Regions from separate parts of the Mus musculus genome. Here regions 2 and 3 are each linked to region 1. The links are chromatin loops, found by intact Hi-C in ENCODE. Cell type or tissue: left cerebral cortex. All regions are shown on one strand.

Region 1 (4,000 bases):
TAACCCACAGTCCAGGGAATCAAAAAATTGAAATACACCCACCAACAATGGGTGAGAAACCAGGAGGCCTCCAAGAAGACTGCAGGGAGAAGCTTTCTCGCTCTGTTTTGTGTGCAGTAGCTTAGGGGGAAAATGTCGCGCGGGCAGGAATGACACATGCAGCAGGAGAGGCTAGCGGGCCTAAGAGATCTGCTTTACCTCCACAGCCAGCCCCTAATGCACGCAGCTCCACTCATCCTCTCCTAGGCTTTTTTTTTTTTCCACTTTTTTTTTTCACGAGCTCCAAATCCCCGGCATATGACCTTCTGTTAAATAGATAAAAAAAAAATTGCTTATCAGTCATGCAAATGAGGCTGAATTCATTTTCCACAACAGATGGCCTCATAGATAATGATGATGGAAGAGAGAAAATTGAATGTCTCTCACAAGGTGGCCATGGCAACCGAGAGCAGAATAATATCAATAATAAGCTCACTGCATAATAAGGTTGTCAGTCCTACAAATCAAAGTCTGCAGCTAAATCAGGTATACCACCCCAGCTAGTTACCAGGTATGTATGTGTATGTGTGTGTGTGTGTGTGTGTGTGTGTGTGTGTGTGTGTGTGTGTGTGTGTGTGTGTGTGTGTGTGCATCTATGTATACGCTGACCATGAGAATAACCAGCAGTCCAAGCCACTTAATGTCCAGGGGTGGGGTTGGGGGGGGGCGTAGTTGCTAGATAATGAAATGACGATCCTACAATTTGACAGTTTTTTCTTTTCTTTTCTCTTTCTTTCATTATATTTTCTGCAGTAGCAGATACGGTTTCATGAAGGACCGGCTAACTAGCCATATTGAACTGTGGAGTGAGCCTGTGGGTGAGCTCCCCTCCCGCTAGCCTCCTCCTCACTCTCCCCTCTGTGTGCCCTGCTGCATCCTGCCTAGATGCAAGAGCAGCTCACCCGCCGCCGGAGGCTTCCACCTTGGCTCCCAGGGGGACATCCTGCAAAATGAATCAGCAGCCATCCTGAGCAGGCTGATTAAAATGAAAATGGCAAGGCACATGTCTGGGCGGAACTGGAGCTCGGCTTTGTTGCCTGTCTGACAAGCACGCTCAATATAGCTCTTGCTAATAATGGCTTACTGCCTTTCGGTTTTTAAAAAGGTATCACCCTTTCCTCTTAACCGACTGCTACTCGCGTGTGTGTGTGTGTGTGTGCACGCGCGCGCGCGCGAGCGCGCGTGTGCTTCACATGTGTGTGCCACGGGGGTTGTGGGGGGACGGATTGCTCGATTCTAATTTTCCACTGCTCACATGCAGACAGCCCGCCTGACAACGCTGTTATTTTAAAACTGAACTTAGTTGTCTTTCTTCTGAGGAAAGTGATGGTTAAGTCTTGGATGTGATGTGGAGGTTGACAAAAACAGGGATTTCTAGCCCAAGCCTTAGCCACAGAGCTGGGGGGAGGGGGTCATCTAATGCTTGCCTCTTTGGCTCACAGCCCAAAGCTAGAAGCAGCCCAGGTGAAGCCTGCTCCTGCTTGAAGCTTTTCTACCAGACTGTCTCCATTCTCCGGATCTCATGCAGCATACAGTCTGAACATGGGAAAATAGAAGCCACTGAATGCTGCAGTTGGACAAAGTTTATTGCAAATAAATCTCATTTCTTTTCAAAAATTCCCAGGTGTAACTTGAAAATCCCTTTTTTATAAACCATATTTTTAAATATCTATATCAAAAATTTCAGGTTTTCTTTTTTAAGACATTGGGACATTAAATCATTTCATCTCTCTTCCTCAAAGAACACAAAACAAAACAACAACAAAAACCTCCATACACAAAACAAAAACAGCTTGATTTTTTTAAAAACTCATTTATACTGTGCATTTCCTATCCATTCTACTGCAAGTTAAGGGACCATTCAGTGACATTCTCTCAACTGCTCTCTTGGTAACAGATAAATGATTCTGAGGGAGAGCTACCAGCACTGCTCTTTCTTTATCTTCTCCTGTAATCCCTGCCTCTCTCTGAGCTGTGGCTCTCCTCCTGCTTGGTAGTCATCTTGCGGCACTGTGACTCAGAAATCAATAGAGCTGCCCTGGTGGGGACTCCACTCCACAAGGAGCAAGCTGCTGAGGCTCTGGCTCTCTCTCTCTCTCTCTCTCTCTCTCTCTCTCTCTCTCTCTCTCTCTCTCTCTCTCTCTCTCTCTCTCTTCCTCCTCGTTCCCCTCCTCCCTCCATCTCTCCTCCCCACCCCCAGAACTAATGACGTATGTGCAGCCTTTTCAGCTGATTGGGTACCATATCGGATGTTCTCTGAAGCAAAGAATAGGAATCATTCGGTCAATAGAAAAAAAAATGGGAGCACGAATTCTCCTATGTCCTCAACCCTGGTCCCAGGAGTCCCACACAGGCATCCATCTGGGCGGTAGGTAGACCATCCACAGGTTGTGTGGTCACTCCAGGGTGACGTTAGAACTGAAATTCGAGTAGAATGAAAATGTGTCTCCCTTTCTATGAAAGACAAAGCATCCCTTTACAAAACACAAACAGGAAAAAAAAATCCCCAGGATGCTTTACACATCCAGGTGACATGGGTCGTGGGAGGACGGTACCACCTCAGGGTTCAAATGTGTACCAAGACCACAGTGTTTCTAAGGGAGCCTTTGAAAATGTAGCACAGACAAAATGACACAAATGTACACCTGACTGACTCTCAGTTGAGTTAGTGATGAATTTAGTTTCCTACTTGAAATTTATCCCCCAATATTCTCTTAGATTGGAAAAGAAATCCCCATATAGGGAGCTGCTATAGTTTAAATCACAGGTTTTTCTATGTCTGTTTTCTCACATGAATGTGCATATCTGTGCAGATACAAGTATGTTAGAAAGCAGACAGTACTTGTGTATACCTGTATTGCATATATGTGTATGCGACAGTATGTGTGCTTATGAGAGAGAGACAGAGAGAGACTGTGTTGTATTATAATGTTGCCTTAATAGGTTTGGTCACCAAGTGTTCTGGGTGTCTCTCCCTGATATGACAGGCCGATGCACTGATGTCTTATCCTTAGGGTGGGTTCCATGGAGTCTCCTGCAAAAGGGCTCTTCTTACACTACACTGCTGCCTTCAACGTCATCTGATCAACTGTGACTGCCCTTTCTCTAGACAGGTTCCCCTGAAGCACTGCTGTTCTTCCCACCCATCCCTGCATATCTTCAGAGCTGGAGACACACATGACAAGAGAGAGAGGGAGAGAGAGAGAGAAAGAGAGAGAGAGAGAGAGAGAGAGAGAGAGAGAGAGAGAGAGAGAGAGAGAGAGGAGAAAGCATAAAACCGTTGGACAGGAGCACAGCCCACTCAAGCATGTGTTTGGCAATTATGATTTGGATGCACCAGACAAGCTATGGTATCTTAAAAATTGAAATTAAGTACTCTGCAGTAAAGCACAGTAAAACCATTCAGGGAGCATAAAGACCGAGGGACAGTCATAAGACCATTTAAATTCAAATGTGCCCATAGTTTACAGTTAAACTATACAATAAAACTATTCACGTCAAAGTATCATTCTTTTCTTAAATTATTTAAAATACAATACATATTGCTCTTAGAAGCCCACTTTAACATTTAAAGCCGAGCTGGGTGTGGTGGCACACGCCTTTAATCCCAGCACTTGGGAGGCAGAGGCAGGTGGATTTCTGAGTTCTAGGCCAGCCTGGTCTACAGAGTGAGTTCCAGGACAGCCAGGGCTACGCAGAGAAACCCTGTCTCGAAACAAAACAAAACAAAACAAAACAAAACAAAACAAAACAAAACAAAACAAAACAAAACAAAACAAAACAACCAAATTTAAAAAAAAAAAAGAATTAAAGCCTGCCTCCATTAGGAAACACACACTTACCTCATTTTACTTGTCCTTATTTATTTGTAAGAGAAAATAAATTTGAATATGCAGTCCCTTCTAACAGGTATGCCCTCCAATTTAAGACAAAGAAAATAAATCCCTGAAATTGTTTATTT
Region 2 (4,000 bases), 160 kb after region 1:
AGCCGTCTAATCACCTCAGTGACCTCAGACCTCTGGTACAATGGGACACAGAGGAGGCTTGCAGCTCCCACAAACCAGGTCTAGACACAAACCTGGTGTCCAGCCATCTCTCCTCCCCGCCTCACCTTCATTTCTGTTTCTGACCACCACCCCTAGCTCTGCTGTTGTTGATGGACAGCACTTGGGAACTATCTGTCTTCAGTGTGAGAAGAACTAGCTTGACCAAACAACCACAGTGCCCAGCCCTCTCATCCAGCCCGTTAGCCAGTGTTTCTAAAGAGGAGGAAAATAAGGCCTGGCAAGTCATGATGGCTTTCTAGGCCAAAATTAGGGACAGGGTGGGTGGTCACTGGAACACTGGCACCAGTGAATGCTGCACCCCAAAGTGTAGCCTGGATGAGGATGAGTGAGACTGAGAGCTCACGGCATCCCTGAATTCTGTAGGCAGCACAGGTTGCATTGTCAGGGTAGTTGCTAGGACCTGGTTTGTGAGAAAGGCCATCTTTGTGGCATTGGCTCTGGAAACTCCTTAGGTAAGAGCTGGGGACCTCCCACTCTCATGACTGGACTGGTTATATCTAATCTCACCTTTGCAATAATGAATGCTTGCTTATCCATTGCCCAGGTGGTATGCACAACTGAGAATAGCTCTCAGAAGACCACCCTTTGTTCTGGAAAGAAGGTTCTCTGTGTGTGTCCCCAGGGGTCTGTGAAATTTAAGCTTCTGTCCAAAACATGGGCCTGAGGTTTGACATCAACTTCTAGAAGAACAAGAGATCCCACATAAGCCCGCTCCAGGGTCTGTGTATCATTAGGAGGTGTGGTGAAAGGCAGGGATGCATGCACAAGCAGAGGGGCTGCATCTCAGTGGAGAAGAAAACTTGGAAACGGACAAGGCATGTCCAGACCTTCTACTGAGCCCACCCCCCAGTGTGCACAAAACCTGGCCTGGGGGGATGCAGTGACCCCTCGGCTCTCTAACCAGCTCAGTGAGCTCAGACCTCTGATACAATGGGCAGCAAAGGAGGCTTGCAGCTCCCACAAACCAAGTCTAGACACTTGGTCTCCAGACACTCTGACTGCTGCCTCCAGTCTCCTCTCAGCGCTAGCTTCCTGACACCCCCACCAACACCCCACCCCCACCCTGGCCCGAGCTGTGGCGAGGAAGCTTGCATCCTTTCTTCACGTACCTGAGACCCTCTTCTCCTCCCTTTCTGGTGAGGTGAGAGAATGACCTGAATAAAGACAAAGAGGTAAGGGGTCTTCCCCACACCCACGAGATTGCCTGGGCCCATTTGCTGCATGGATGTCTGACAGCCCAGAGAGATCAGACAGCTGAACGCCCTTGCTGTCCTGGAAGAGGCGGGGAAGCCTCTGCATTGCTGTTCCAGGAATCCGCTCTGGAAAAAAGCCGCTGCCAGCTCTGAGTTCATTAAATGGCTTCTGCCGTATTAATCTTTTGTTTCTGCTTAATGGAGGTTACAGTGAATGGGAGGAGGTGAGTTCCCAGGGCACAGGGCTCAGTGTGGAATCACCATGGGAACGGCAGCTTGATCTCCATTGGGTGACTAGTTCCCGAGGCCCACTCAACATCCTCTTTAAGGGCTCAGAGTGCAGGCTGTACCCTGTTCATCAGTCTGCAGGCCAAAGGGAACAGAAGCAAACAGATCTGCAGGTCACTGGCTACCACGCAGCACTGGCCCCGTTCGTGCCCTTCTTGTCCCGGAGGGCTCTGCTAGTACCAGAGGGAAAACGCTGAGTCAGGAGCTTTCTGGCGAGCAAAGAGCATGTCCGTGGCCCTGCTTTCCCGGCAGACATTTTCTGAGCACGGAGGGCGAATCCAGCTGGCAGAGGAGCCGGGTTAACTAACCAGAGCCTGCAAGCCACAGGACCAGGGCTACATAGGGAGGCAGAGAATCAGAATCAGGGAAGCAGCAATAATCCCTGAGAAATACAACCCAGCAGCCCAAGGCATCCTGGGAACCAGAAGCGACTGAGAGTGGGCACAGTTGCTATGGTTTAACTGATCCTTAAGGACTGATGGGCGCTCGAGTTGTTTAATTCTGTTTTCTTTCCCCAGGTGTTTTCTTTCAGGTTCTTCTTAGAGCCTGAAAGCTGAACCAACAGTGCTGATACAGGAACAGGCAGGACCAAGGCCAGGGACAAGGGGCATGGAACTGAGAGAGAAGCTGGCTTTTCCAACTATAGGGACCCCACCTCTCTCTCTCTCTCTCTCTCTCTCTCTCTCTCTCTCTCTCTCTCTCTCTCTCTCTCTCTCTCTCTCTCTCTCTCTCTCTCTCTCTCTCTCCCTCCCTCCCTCCCTTTCTCCCCTTCTTTCCGTTCTTCTTTCTTTCTCTTCCTTCCTTTTTTTAAATTGGGTATTATTTTTTAATTTGCATTTCAAGTGTTATCCCCTTTCCCAGTTTCCTCTCTGGAAACCCCCTTTCCCATCCTCCCTCCCCCTGCTTCTATGAGGGTGTTCATCCACCCACCCACTCCCACCTCTCCGCCCTGCCATTCCCCTACACTGGGGCAGCGAGCCTTCACAGGACCAAGGACCTCTCCTCCCATTGATGCCAGACAAGGCCATTCTCTGCTACATATGTGACTGGAGCCATGGGTCCCTCCACGTGTACTCCTTGGTTGGTGGTTTAGTCCCTGGGAGCTTTTGGGGGGGGGCGGGTCTGGCTGGTTGATATTGTTGTTCTTCCTATGGGGCTGCAAACCCCTTCAGCTCCTTCAGTCCTTCCCCTAATTCCTCCATCGGGGTCTCCCTGCTCAGTCCAATGGATGGCTGTGAGCATCCGCCTCTGTATTTGTCAGGCTCTGGCAGAGCCTATCAAGAGACAGCTATATCAGGCTCCTATCAGCAAGCACCTCTTGGCATCCTCAATAGTGTCTGCATTTGGTGGTTGTATATGGGATGGATCCCCAAGTGGGGCACTCTGGATGGTCTTTCTTTTACACTTTCCTTCCTGCTCCACACTTTGTCTCTGTAAGTCCTTTAAACAGGAGCAATTCTGGGGTAAAATTATGAGAAGGGTGGGTGGCCCCATCCCCTACTGGGGGCCTTGCCTAACCTCTGGATATGATCTCTACAGGTTCTCCTTCCCCTTTGTTGGGCATTTCAGCTAATCTCATCCTTGTTGGGTCCTGGCATCTGGAACTTGCTGGTGGCTAACCCCAGCTCCCCATCCCCCATTGCTATACACCTCCATTCAAATTCCTGACCATCTATATATCATCCTCATTTCCTCCCATACCTGATCCTGCCCAGTTAGAACATTTTACCCTGATCGTCTAACTGCAGTCACCTCTGGTCCTGCGGACTGGAGTTTTGCTGTAAGAACTTAGGATGAACACAGTTCAGCCAGGCACATCTAAGCTCTAAGCCTCTATTCCTCTACCTAGGGAGCTCAGAGCCCTGTCATGTGCTCTCCTGTCTGCCAAGACCACCCTTAGGGGCTTTGGCTTGCTTCTTGATCTCATGGCCTCAAGTTCCAGGATATAACGGGTAAATGGATGAATGTCCCAGGTCGTCAAAAAGTCTGTTTTCAACAGTGAACATCTGTACTCCCAAAATATAAATCTGTTTTTTATTCTGTGTTATGATCTCAGTGAATCCAGTTATATATTCATCCACCCACCCACCTATCCATCCGAAAATATTTATTGAGTGCTATGTCTGAACTGTCTTTACATCCACAGAGCTCACAGTGAAATCGGAATGTCAGGGTTTAATGAAATAATTTCATGAACCAGTGGGATTTTTCATGTACAGCAAGCACCAGAATTTAGAGAAACCAGCAGAAATTAAGAATGTGTGCCAGGGAAATATGGTCAGGACACAGTGGAAAAAGACACTGCCCAGAGGATGTGACATAGGCCAGCAAGAAGAGATAAGGGTAGAGGACAGGGCCCAGAGGAGAGGCAGTGGTGTTGATTCTATTGACAGAGTGTATACAGGTTTGGGACCAGGAGAGGGTACTCTGAAAAGGGA
Region 3 (4,000 bases), 180 kb after region 1:
GGTTCAGTGGGTAACGTGCTGGCTGTGCCTGAGAAGTATAGTGTAGCTCCCCAGGGCCTACATAAATGCTGAATGCTCTACGAGGCTAGCTACATTATCCTAAGCAGTAGCCTCTGAGTTCAAGTGAGAGATCTTGTGTTAACATATAATATGGAGTGCCATTAAAAAAAAATACACCTGAGACAAACCACTGGCTTTCATATGTATACACACACCCACAACACACTTGCACACATATCACATTATGCACAGACATTAAGAAAAAAAAAACCCTCTAAATGAGGCACAGTGACTCACAGAGACCAGCATCACCCCAGGGATGAATGGGACTTGCCTCCCACAAATCACAGTTTGTGTGTGTCCCTAGGGGAAACACTCAGAGTTGCTGGTAGTTCTGAAAATTAATGGATGATTTTAGCCCACAGGGAAACACAGAGGCAGCATCTCCCAGCATCTACTTAGCATTTACTTTTCCAAGTGACAGCCCTTCTCCATATTTCCTTCTTGTAATTGTTCAAAAGATACAAAGCCGAGAGCCCGCACTGTCGGTGCTGTAAACAGCCCGACGCCATGGGAAGCGAGCCACCCTGGCCGCTGATCCATACACAGCTGTGTTCTGAATGGGAATTCTCCTTGCATCTGCATCCTGCTTGACAGCAGCGCCTGGCAGGTTTTATGTGCAGCATTGGCCTTGAAATGCCATCACCCCCATTAAGTGAGCAGTGCAGAAAACATCGAGGGTCCTCAGGCTGAGAAGGGTGTTCAGGGCCAGGAGCTGAACATTCTTTGCTTCTCCCACATGGAAATATCCTTGTGCATTTTTAAATGTAACTCCGGTTGGCCCGCCTCCATCTCGAGTATAAAGCTTGTTCCAAGGATGAGACACACATGGTTCTTTCTCCCAATTTCTCATGCTGGAGTTATCCTTGGCATCAGTTCCAACATCCATCCCTCTCCCCAGTACAGCCCCCAGATCAAGGACCTGCAATCCCCACACTATATATCACAGAAATATGACCTCTCTGTTTTTAGTGCAGAGGCATTGGAAGTGCACCCTGCCAGGCAGCTGTGGTGGGGCAGTGAGGTGAGGGTATAGGGGGAAGGCATGGTGAAGGCTCTATCCCTTGCCAAATTTAAGGTGAACCTCCTCTTCTGGTCAGCTAGTGACAGCACCCATGGCAGGGACCTGATTCTCACCCCACACTGGCTTCCTGTCCTCCCCATCCTCCCTCTCCGCCACCTTCGATACCAGTGTCCTCCTGGGGCTGGAGGAGAGCACAAGGAGTCCTAGCCTTTTCCTTCCAGGCCCCAGTTAAACAAGCCCATCAGAGCCTTGAAAGCTCTCTCTGCCCTTCCTGCCTCTTCCTTTCATCTGAAGCCTGCTCCACCTCCTGGGCATCTGCAGAAGCCTCTCTGCTTCCTGGAGAAGCGAGCTGAGCTCTTTGTCCATTGGCTAACTTGTGCCTTGGTCAGAAAAAAAGATGGAGGCTCAGTGCAAGGCTCTGCCCTGTTTCCTGTACTCTCTGCCCTGCTCCCCTCTCACCCCACCAGGGCATATTGGCATATAACCACCCTTCCTTCAGTCTGCTCCTGTCATGGTGGATAGGCTGTTAATCCTTCAAAAATCCCACTGTGGGGTGTGTGTGTGTGTGTGTGTGTGTGTGTGTGTGTGTGTGTGTGTGTGTGGTCTCTGTGTGGCTACATTTTTATGTGTGGGCACATATGCATTCATATTAGGTCAGAATATAACCTTAGGTTTGGTTCTCAGAATGCTTACTGCTTTAAAAGCTTATTTTTACCCATGTATGTAAGGGATCTCTGTAAAAGTGTCTGCCACACAGTGTGGGTACCTGTAGAAGGCAGGAGTGAGCACTGGATCCCTTGGAGCTGGAAATAGTTGTGAATCACCCAGTTTGAATGCTGGGAACAGAACTCCATATTCTGGAAGAATAGCAAATGCTCTTTAACTGGCTGAGCCTTCTCTCTAGACACTCTCCTTGTTGCTCCTGTTCCTCCTCCTCCTCTTCCTCATACTTCTTGTTTGGTGTGTGTATTTGTTTTGTTTTGTTTGTGGGTGTTTTGTTTTATTTTGGTTTTGTTATGTTTTGTTTTGCTGAGTAGCTTATTGGCCCGGAGCTGGGCTTGCAAGCACATACCATCATGCCTGGCTTTTTTTTATATGGGTTTTGAGGTTGAAATTCAGGTCCTTATTCTTGCAAGGCAAGAACTTTATCTTCCAAGTCATGTCCCCATCTGGGTATTTGTCTTTTAAAAGCACAATGAAGGAGCTGTGTGTCTGGCACGGGTCTGTCCATCTGCATAGTCCTAAGAGAGGAAAGTTGTGAAGGTCTTATGGATGAAATGACGGTGAAGATGTTTAAGTCACTGTTCAAGGTCACTCAGCCTGGAAGCACAGCTCTGCTCAGTGCTGGCGACGCCTGGCCTTGACCTTGTCCTCCTGAGCCTACCGAGCCTCCCTCGGGGAGGGCAGGACAGCATGGCAGCAGCACTGAGCCCATTCAGAATCAGCCTCACCTTCACTGCTTCTTAGGATTCTCCAAATAGCCCACTGTGTTTATTTACAAACCCAGCACCCCTTAGATCCCAGCACTTATGTGGGCGGGGACCAGAAGTCTGTCTGTGTAACCAGACTCCAGGTGAGTCTACACATGTTAAAACTGGGAAAGCAAGGGAGAGAGAGAGAACAAAGGAGAGTGAGTGAGTGAGGGGGGAGCAAGAGAAAGGGGGAGGGAGTGGAGAGGGAGAAAGAGAGAGAAAAGTAAGAGGAGGAGGAGGAAAAATGCTATGCACTTTGCATCTGAAGTATCTCTGCCTTACCATGTGTAAATACTTACTCCAAAGCTACTGGCACTATTAGGGGATGTTAGAACCTTTAGAAAGGAAGGCCTGGTAGGGAGAAATTAGGTTGTTGGAGACTTAAATTTCTTCTCTCTCTCTCTCTCTCTCTCTCTCTCTCTCTCTCTCTCTCTCTCTCTCTCTCTCTGTGTGTGTGTGTGTGTGTGTGTGTGTGTGTGTGTGTGTGTGTGTGTGTGTGAGCAGCTGTGCTCTGCCCATCCTCCCTACCCTGATACCTCTGCACAAACCCACAGTAATGGGGCCAAAGAACCCTGAACTATACTCTATGAAACCATGGGTGGGAAGAAAATCTTTCCTCCTTTAATCTACTCAGGCATTTTACCACAGTAGTGGAAAGTTGAATAAGACAGTGGCATTTTCCATCTGTCATAGCATCACGAGCACGCATTTTCTGTCAGAACCCAACTTCCTCACAGGACAGAGCAGTACCGGAAGTCTTGGGGATGGTGACTGTCACTGGCAGAATAGAGGTGGGTTCACTGATCTGGGAATGCAGGCTGGAGTCTAAAGCCTGAGCCAGGGCAGTGACAGCAGGGCTCCTTTATTTTGTGAAGAACCCTAGATGTTGTTGGGGCTGAGTCCTGCCTACTTGGTCCCAGTGTAAAATGGCTGCTGTCTTTAGGAATGTGCTTCTTGGGTGGGCAGCCTACTGGCCCTGTGTCATCACTACCCTCAGTCAGAGAGACTGTGTACCTTAGCCACCTTCTCCTTCTTGTACTAGAGAATACCTCCAAGATCGAAACATTCTATCCTGTATGGGAGCTCCTTAAGCAGAAAGATAAACAACTCATAATAGCTTCAGGAAGTCCCTGAAACAGACCAAATTTACTAGGCCCTTTCCTGCCAGAGTATGCTATAGGAACAGAGCTGTAAATGAGTTCCAGAAAAGCTGAACTGAAAAAGACCTTTAGATAAACCAAGTTGCAAAGAAGACTGAGACCTGACCAACTGTCTGGAAGAGGTTTAGATCAACTGAGGCACATGGAAAGGACACTCTCCAACCTGTTCAGCTGGTGCTGGCAGTTCAGTGTGCTCCAGCTTACCAACTTTTATGAGTGGTTATTGATGCTGGGGTGAGCCTTGGGGATATGGTTGCCTTTGAGTTATTTCTGCTCCTATAAGT

Evidence for each region. Peaks named below come from ENCODE experiments on the same cell type or tissue, not always from the same donor. Only the 100,000 strongest peaks of a DNase experiment are listed, where the experiment ranks them.
Region 2: it touches region 1 in a loop (10-fold over the local background); 4 of 42 quality-filtered maps call a loop at or near these places.
Region 3: it touches region 1 in a loop (6-fold over the local background); 5 of 42 quality-filtered maps call a loop at or near these places.

The regions. Positions count from the first base shown.
Region 1 is chr12:29,524,616-29,528,615 of GRCm38, reverse strand. It overlaps Myt1l (myelin transcription factor 1-like), which reads right to left and starts at 232. Exons shown (of 25, transcript NM_001093775.1): 1 at 1-232. Gm20208 (a long non-coding RNA gene) reads left to right here. Exons shown (of 4, transcript XR_381405.4): 2 at 376-550; 3 at 793-1,144; 4 at 1,482-1,658. In left cerebral cortex, no CTCF peak of the experiment used is centred here; DNase peaks (open chromatin) are centred at 364, 1,093, 1,233, 2,191 and 1 more place; H3K4me3 peaks cover 2,352 bases; H3K27ac peaks cover 2,725 bases.
Region 2 is chr12:29,366,075-29,370,074 of GRCm38, reverse strand. No RefSeq gene overlaps it. Among named protein-coding and RNA genes, the nearest start is that of Gm31650, 71 kb to the left of the region's middle. In left cerebral cortex, no CTCF peak of the experiment used is centred here; DNase peaks (open chromatin) are centred at 1,144, 1,601 and 1,761; H3K4me3 peaks cover 1,403 bases; H3K27ac peaks cover 1,509 bases.
Region 3 is chr12:29,340,195-29,344,194 of GRCm38, reverse strand. No RefSeq gene overlaps it. Among named protein-coding and RNA genes, the nearest start is that of Gm31650, 97 kb to the left of the region's middle. In left cerebral cortex, CTCF peaks have their summits at 362 and 1,873; DNase peaks (open chromatin) are centred at 439, 841 and 1,893; H3K27ac peaks cover 252 bases.